2 separate regions of the Homo sapiens genome follow, and region 2 is linked to region 1. The links are chromatin loops, found by intact Hi-C in ENCODE. Cell type or tissue: K562. All regions are shown on one strand.

What was found. Hi-C counts contacts between places; a loop is a spot of excess contacts. Peaks named below come from ENCODE experiments on the same cell type or tissue, not always from the same donor. Only the 100,000 strongest peaks of a DNase experiment are listed, where the experiment ranks them.
Region 2: it touches region 1 in a loop (5-fold over the local background); 1 of 110 quality-filtered maps calls a loop at or near these places.

Annotation. Positions count from the first base shown.
Region 1 is chr1:70,749,724-70,753,723 of GRCh38, forward strand. The region is part of intron 5 of LINC01788 (long intergenic non-protein coding RNA 1788); the gene reads left to right. Among named protein-coding and RNA genes, the nearest start is that of LINC01788, 45 kb to the left of the region's middle. In K562, no CTCF peak of the experiment used is centred here; a DNase peak (open chromatin) is centred at 2,128.
Region 2 is chr1:70,674,288-70,678,287 of GRCh38, forward strand. No RefSeq gene overlaps it. Among named protein-coding and RNA genes, the nearest start is that of LINC01788, 30 kb to the right of the region's middle. RefSeq lists a cis regulatory region at 611-2,027. In K562, a CTCF peak has its summit at 1,612; DNase peaks (open chromatin) are centred at 914 and 1,704.

The sequences.
Region 1 (4,000 bases):
CCATTTGCTTTGTACATTATTTCTCCATCCGTTTGTTTTTACCATATATTTGTCATTACATGTGAGATGGGTCTCTTGAAGACAGCTGATATGGTTTGTCTCTGTGTCCCCACCCAAATCTCATGTCAAATTGTAATTTCCAATGTTGGAGGAGGGACCTGGTAGGAAGTGATGGGATCATGGGGGTTGTTCTCTTGTTGTTCTCATGATAATGAGTGAGTTCTCATGAGATCTGGTTGTTTAAAAGTGTGTAGCACTTCTTCCTTTGCTCTCTCTCCTGCCACCATGTGAAGACGTTCCTTACTTCCCCTTTGTCTTCTGCCATGATTGTAAGTTTTCCAAGGCTTCCCCAGCCATGCCTCCTGTACAACATGCAGAACTGTGAGTAAATTAGGCCTATTTTCTCCATAAATTACCCAGTCTCATATATGTCTTTATACCAGTGTGAGAATGGACTAATCCAACAGCATACAAGTGGGTCTTGGTTTTTTACCCAGGCTGCCATTCTGTGTCTTTTAATTGGGTCATTAAGCCCATGTATATTTTAGATTAGTATTGATATGTGTGGATTTGATTCTGTCATCATGATGTTAGCTGGTTATTTTGCAGACTTTTTAGTGTGGTTGCTTTATAGTGTCACTGGTCTGTGTACTTCAGTGTGTTTCTGTTATGCCTGGTAACAGTTTTTCCTTTCCATATTTAGTGCTTCCTCAGGAGCTCTTGTAAGGCAGGTCTAGAAGTAACAAATTCCCATATTCCCTCAGCATTTGCTTGTCTGAAAAGGATTTTATTTCTCCTTTGCTTATGAAGCTTAGTTTGGCCAGACATTAAATTCTGGCTTAGAATTTCCATCCTTTAAGAATGTTGAATACTGGTGCCCAGTCTCTTCTGGCTTGTAGGTTTCAGCTAAGTGTTCCACTGTTAGTCTGATGGGCTTCTCTTGTAGGTGACCTGACCATTCTCCCTAGGTGCCTTAAAATTTTTTCTTTCATTTAGACCTTGGAGAATCTGATGATTATGTGTCTTGAGAATGATCTTTTGAAGTATCTGACCAGGGTTCTTGGCATTTCCTGAATTTGAATGTTGGCCTCTCTAGTTAGGCTGGGGAAGTTTTCATGGATGATATCCTGAAATATATTTTCCAAGTTGGTTCCATTCTCAACATTTCTTCCAGGTACACCAATCAGTCATAGATTCAATCTTTGTACATAATCCTTTATTTCTCAGAGATTTTGTTCATTCCTTTTCATTCTTTTATCCTCTATTATTGTTGCCTTTTATTTCAGAAAGCCAGGCTTCAAGCTCTGATATTATTTCCTCTGCTTGGTCTATTCGGTCATAGATTCAATCTTTGTACATAATCCTGTTATTTCTCAGAGATTTTGTTCATTCCTTTCCATTCTTTTTTCCTCTATTCTTGTTCCCTGTCTTTTGTTTCAGAAAGCCAGTCTTCAAGTTCTGAGATTATTTCCTCTGCTTGGTCTATTCTGCTATTAATTCTTGTGATAACATTATTATATTCCTGTAGTGTGTTTTTTCAGCTCTGTCAGGTCAGTTACAGAGCTTTACTGGATATTTTGTCTTTTCTTTACTGGATATTTTGTCTGTCAACTCCTGCAACGTTTTATCATGATTTTTAGTTTCCTTGCATTGGGTTTCAATGTACTCATGGAGCTCAATGAACTTCATTCCTATCCATATTCTGAATTTTATTTCCGTCATTTCAGCCATCTCAGCCTCTGCATAGTTCCAAACACTTGCTGGAGAGGTAATGTGGTCATTTGGAGGAAAGAAGGCACTCTGGCTTTTTGAGCAATTTTTTGCTGATTCTTTCTCATCTTTGTGGGTTTATCTACCTTCAATCTTTGAGGTAACTTGTAGGGAGACCCCCTGAAACTATTGCTATGGAATAAAAGAGGAAATGCTCCTGATTATTGTAAATACAAAATCGCATGCAAGATTGTGTTAAGACAATGCCAGGTTGGACTGCCAGAATGAGCCAACAGCATGTGATGTGCTTCCCCCTGCAGAGAGCCTATGAACGGACTTGCAGTCAGGGAGGTTTCACATCACCAAGATTCCTATCCCAGAAAAGCAGATGTTTGTAGCTCTGGGGATGGAAAGTGACCCTTGTGGAGAGCCTAGAATTGGATGCATGAGGGGCGCCTGTTCATATGGATAAGATAAGGCTATAAACGCCCTCATCTTGCCATGGCTCTTCGAGGCCTCTTTAGGGTTAAGGCATACTCCCTTCTGAGAATTTCTGGTCTAACCGGTTGTCTAGCTTCACATCCTGTTTCTATGGATTGTTTGTAACCAGCTTTTGCTGCAACTGTTACTGCTGATTAATATCTTGCTAGTCATAGGTTACGAGAAGACTGTGTTTCTATTTTAAGACTCTGTTAGAAATTACTGATGCACACACTATATTGTAAATTCTTATCTCTGTATACTGTACTTCTGCATACAGATGTTATGTTAAAGAATTTCTTCATCCTCATGTGACCATCTCACCTCATAATCAAACAACCCTAAATCCCTCACTAACCTACCCCTGCCCTCACTAAACTCAATAATAAATGCTGGTATATCCAGTGCATTGGCGGCATCACGGGACTAGAAGGCGGTGACCCCCCTGGACCCAGCTTTCACTATCTTGTGTGTGTCTATTATTTCTTGACCTGCCGATCCGCCTGGGAACAAAGAAAGAGCCCTGTTGCATTGTGGGCTGCTGGCCAGATCCTGCAATAGTTACTAATCTTTGAATGTTTTTTCTTTTATCCTATTTGATGACCTTGAGGGTGTGATTGTAGTATAAGGTGGATTCAGTTGTCTGGCTTCATTTCTGGGAAATTTTAAGTGGCCAATGCTCAGCCCCCAACTCCTGGGCTACATGCTGTAACTCTGGAGGACTTGTATTGGGTCCTGACTTTGTTGTCTGGCTCCTTGAGGTTTGGAGTCCACCACTCGGGGTGGGGGTGGTGGCAAGATGCAGTAGCTGCAGCAGAGTGCTAGTGGATGCAGTGGTGGCTGGCTCCCTGTGGATGTTAATCACAGTGAGGGAGGCAAGGCAGCTTAGGAGGAAAGCGGAGGTCGGGGGGGCCTGCTGAAGACTGTGTGTGCTGTTGCATGGAAGTGGAGTTGGCTTGGACAAGGTGCTGGCCAGTGCAGGTCTGGGTACCTTCTCTGTGCTCTGCAAGCTGGAGTGATGGCTCAGGGAGGATACCTTGTTCTCTTCCCAGTGTTAGAGCAAGAGCAGGGCACTGGCTGAGGTGGGGTTTGCTGGCTCTGTTCCCATCAAGGCTCCCTCTGCAGTGGCAGTCTGGTGGGGTTGAGAGGTGTACTGCACTCACACATGCTGGTGGAGCAAGTAAAGCAAAACCTGCCCATGCAGACATGCATCAGTAAAGTGATGTGGGGAGTTGCCATGGGATTAGGGGAAGCTGCACTATGGGGAGGGTGCATGTGGGTTGGTATGCAGCCTTAGAAGCTGCCTCTCTGGAGCTCTTCACTGCTCAGGGATGGTCTGCTGGCACAGAAGCCATGGTGTGGATTCTCAGGGAACCCAAGACTGCCCTATAAGAAGTCATGGCCAGGCTGGGGCCCCTAGAGAGGTCAGCAGACCAAGGAGTGCTCAGGTTGAACCAGCCCCATCTGAGGTGCTCCACCGCCCTTCAGAGGTCAAATCTGTCAGTTCCCTTAGGGCTAAAGTCTCCTATGGCAGCAAGTTGAGCCTAGAGGGATGTTCTTCCCTGGCCCTTCTCCACTACAGCCACTCCCACCACCACACCGCAGCCACTCTGCGCTTCACATCAGCTCGCCTGCTGCCCCACCACTTCTCTAAGCAGCTCCTCCTGCCACCTCAATTGTCCATGGTGGTCGAAGGGTTCCCTCCTGTCAGGAATCCAGAGGCCCATGACAAGAGTGGGTTGCTCCTTGCCAGTTCAACTAACCCATTCCCCCAGAGCTGTTGTGGTTCAATAATGAGCCCCAGTGTGCA
Region 2 (4,000 bases), 75 kb before region 1:
TGCTCTCCCCAACTCAAGATCCTTAAATTAATCACATCTGCAAAATCTCATTTGCTCTATAAGGCAACATTCACAGGTTCCAGGGATTACAATGTGGGTCTCTATAGGAGCCATTATTCAGCCTACTACACTTAGCTTTGTCTTTTTTATTTTAAAATCATACATAATTTAATTTGATTACACAAATATGCTTACTTCTTTATCTTCTCGTTTACTTTACTAATTCTGTTATGAAGTAGATTCAAATGAGAGCTTTGAAAAGAAATGATTTAAAATACTGGAACAAAGACTAGAATTATTGAATTAAAATAAACACATTATATCCGCTTTAAAAAAGCTATGACTCAGAATCCATAGATATCCTCAAAGCGATTTACATGAACTCTTCTCCCTTAGAGAAAATTTATCAAATCTATTAATCGATTACCAAGGTGACTGATTTGAGTAGCATATTTATGTACTTCTTTTCTGTTTAGGAGAATGACCAAAATGTAGGGCTCAGGTAGAAGAGGAAGCAGAGGTGAATTTTAATCTTCAGATTGTGTAATCAGTTCCCAGATGACTGAGAGCTGGCTTGTAAGTTCGATATATCTATGTAGAAAACTCACTTTGCTCCAGTGGGTTCTTATTTCCTTGTCCCAAAGAAACCCCCAGGGCCTCATTTGGTTAGATTTCATGCTACTAAAGCAAGTTTTCTAGTGTCAGCAGCTTATTTCCTCGCCTTCAGCAGCCTCCTGTGACATTGAGATTCATGCCTCAGCCCACCTGATCTGTGTAGTGACAAGAGAGCTTAAGCTCTGTGGTCAGACAGACCCACATTTGAATCCCAAATCCACTACTTAGTATGTGGTGCCCTTGAACTTAGTGCAAAGCTTTAATTCTCCATCAGCAGAGTGAGGCTAATATCTTTCACACATAGAGGTTGACTGGATTAAATGCAAACAGAGTGTTTATACTGATATCGCCTATCCCTCTTTGCATCCCCTTGGCAGCCATTCACCTTTGATTTACTACTACACCCACTACAGGGACAGGCAGAATGAAAAGATCCAGACTTCCCGTGTTAGAAGCAGACCTGACAGTGCTTCTAACTGTGCCTTTGCAGAGACAATCCTAGTAATACTAAAAGGTGAGTGTGAGGGCCTCCCCTCTTCTTCCCTAACAGAGCCCCAATTGTGTCCTGATGGCAGGCAGCTCTGTGCACCTTGCAGAGGGTGCTGCCTGACTAGTCTAAGCCAGTCATAATCATTACAGTCCTCTTTGCTGGTGACTAGCTCTGGGCTGACTCTGATTTTTTTCTGGTAGATGAGACATAAGAAAATAGAAGTTTTCTGAGGAAATTCAGGGAATGATTTCCTTCCAGGATTTTTAAAATTGGCTTCAATTCACTCCCTTGGCAAGAGAGTGAGGAATTCCCTCTCTAGGGATATAAAGACAGCTGGGCAGGTGAGATTTGCAGCAGTTTATTGGCCACATATACTCATAGCTCTAGGGGAGGAGGAGGGGAGTGGAGGGGAGCCCATGCCACACATGGCCACATGGGAAGGTGTTGCATTTGGGACCACGGCGAACAGCTAGGGGTAGTAGGGGGCAGGCTTTGTCATATCAACAGGATGTGGTTCTCCCCTGGTTCCTGAGGGGGTATGTGACGGGCTTGTTTGAATAATCCTGTGGGCTGTCAGGGAACTGAAACCTGATACTCAAGCGTGAATAGGAGCTGTGTCTGGTCACCTTGATAAGGAGGGTCTTTTCGCTAGGGGACCTTATCTGTGGGAGCAGAGTGGGGAGGAAGAATTTTAGTTGGGCCATAGGAGGCTCTAACATTTTCATGAGATGTCAAACCAATACATAATATTTGGCCTTTATTTTAGTCCTTACACCTTCCATTATACTGAGAGTCGAGGAAAGGGGGAAGGTGGAGAGAGAGAGAAAACGGACTTTTCTTTTCTCTTTGGCTATCATCTTGTGTGAACATGATGATTATAGTTAGAAGCATAACATCAATTTTGCAACTATGAAGAGACACTTTGCAAGCATTCCAAAGAGAGTAGAGAAAAAAGAAAGAACAAGCCTAGGTCCCCGATTGTTCTTTGAAGGGCTGGATTTCCCTAAAACTTTCTACTACCAGACTTGGTTTATATGACTTACTAAACTCCTATTGTTGAACTACTTTTAGTCTGTTATTCTTCCAGTTGTAGCTGAAGCATCCTGATGGGGAAGGCTAGATGTTCTTACTATTGGTAAGGGAACAGCTTTCCTGTAATTTTATATGTGTAATGTCTTTCCTGTGGCTAATATGGTTATTCATATTACATTAAGTTATGGTTATGCTATAAGAGTGGTTGGTGTAACCGTTTTGAGCGAGAGTGAAGTACTGGGATAATCAGAGAGAAAACTCCAATGAGAGGCTGTTGAGTCCCTTGGCCTGCTTTCCTGCCTTACAAAGAGAATATTACTTTTATATTACTCTTAAGCATAATTTTAACAAAATTTAAGCCAATGCTAATTCGTCAATCCCTAAAGTATAAGTTTATAATTTAAATTCATATACTTTATATTATAGCCACAGGTTACCCAATACCCTCAGGTTGCCTTGTGACCTGCAGGAAGATGGAGCTACCATGTATCATTTAAAAAAAATCCATTTTGCCATCTATGGAAAATCTACAATTAACATGAAGTATCTGCCTTAGAAACATGACAAGATAAGCCAAAATAAAATAAGGACCATGTTATAGAATAATGGAGAATATTCAAGATATCATGTTCTGATTTCTATCTTCTTTGCCTCTATATACTTAACAAAAATCAACAACAAAAAGAAAAAGGAGGATCAGGAAAAAATAACTAATGAATACTAGGCTTAATACCTAGATGATGAAATAATCTGTACAATAAACCCCCTTGACACACATTACTTATGTAACAAACCTGAACATCCTGGACATGTACCCCTGAACCTAAATTAAAAGGTAAAAAAAGACAAAGGAAATGATATTGCACTTTTCTTTTGGAGAAAAGTTGAATAATTTTGTTAAAATGATATTACGAAGTGATTTTATTTGCTTAAACCTTGCCTCAAATTATTTCTGAGCTTTTAAATGTTCCATGATGTTGTTTTGAAATTTGCCTATATATATAAAAACTTCTGTAATAAAATATTTAAAATTATTCCAATATATTCTCAATAAACCTCAAGGAAACTAACAAGACAACAGTGTTAGGTATTGGCATGCAATTTTCAAAATAATCCCAATATAATACTTTTTCTAGTAAAGCAATAAAAGTTACTGGGTTTTGGGGATTGAAAAAACTCTCATGAATTTATATTTAATAAAAATTTTATACTTTTTTGATAAAAAATAAAATGATTGTAAAATGATAAAACCGTTCAATTTTTGATGCTAGAACTCTGGTAGGCCAAGAAAGAACAGCTTTTCCTAATTCTATTGACTCTTTACCTTCTCAAAGGCTCAAGAAGACCAGACGTCCACAGCCTCCGAGGGCCACTCACCACATTAGATATCTGCACAAAGCCAGAAGTTATCCCCACGCTACCTGTGACCAAGTCTTACACGTGGCTCTCAGCCCCCTTGGCTGCTCTTCTTCACTTGGCATCTGAATAGCAGTGGCCAATGAATGAAGGGTCTTGTATACCATGCTAAGGACCTCTCAGTTCTGCATGTAATCGGGAATCCATTAAGGATTTTTAAGCTGGACGGTGGTGCTTCCAATAGCTTTATGGCAGTGCTTCCAATAGCTTTACGGCGGGACCACCGTAGTGAAGAGTATGTTAGAGGGGATGGAAGAGCGGAGCTACTGGGGAGGTAGTTACCATGATCAAGAGAAACAGAATAAACACCTGGGCTCCATCAGCGTCACCACAGATGCAAAGATATGCAGGCAGGCAAAATTGAAAGACCCCAAGTAGATACACTGAGGAGGAAGAGGGAAACAGGACAGTGACAGGGCTAAGGGAAGCTAGTTAGAATTGTGCTTA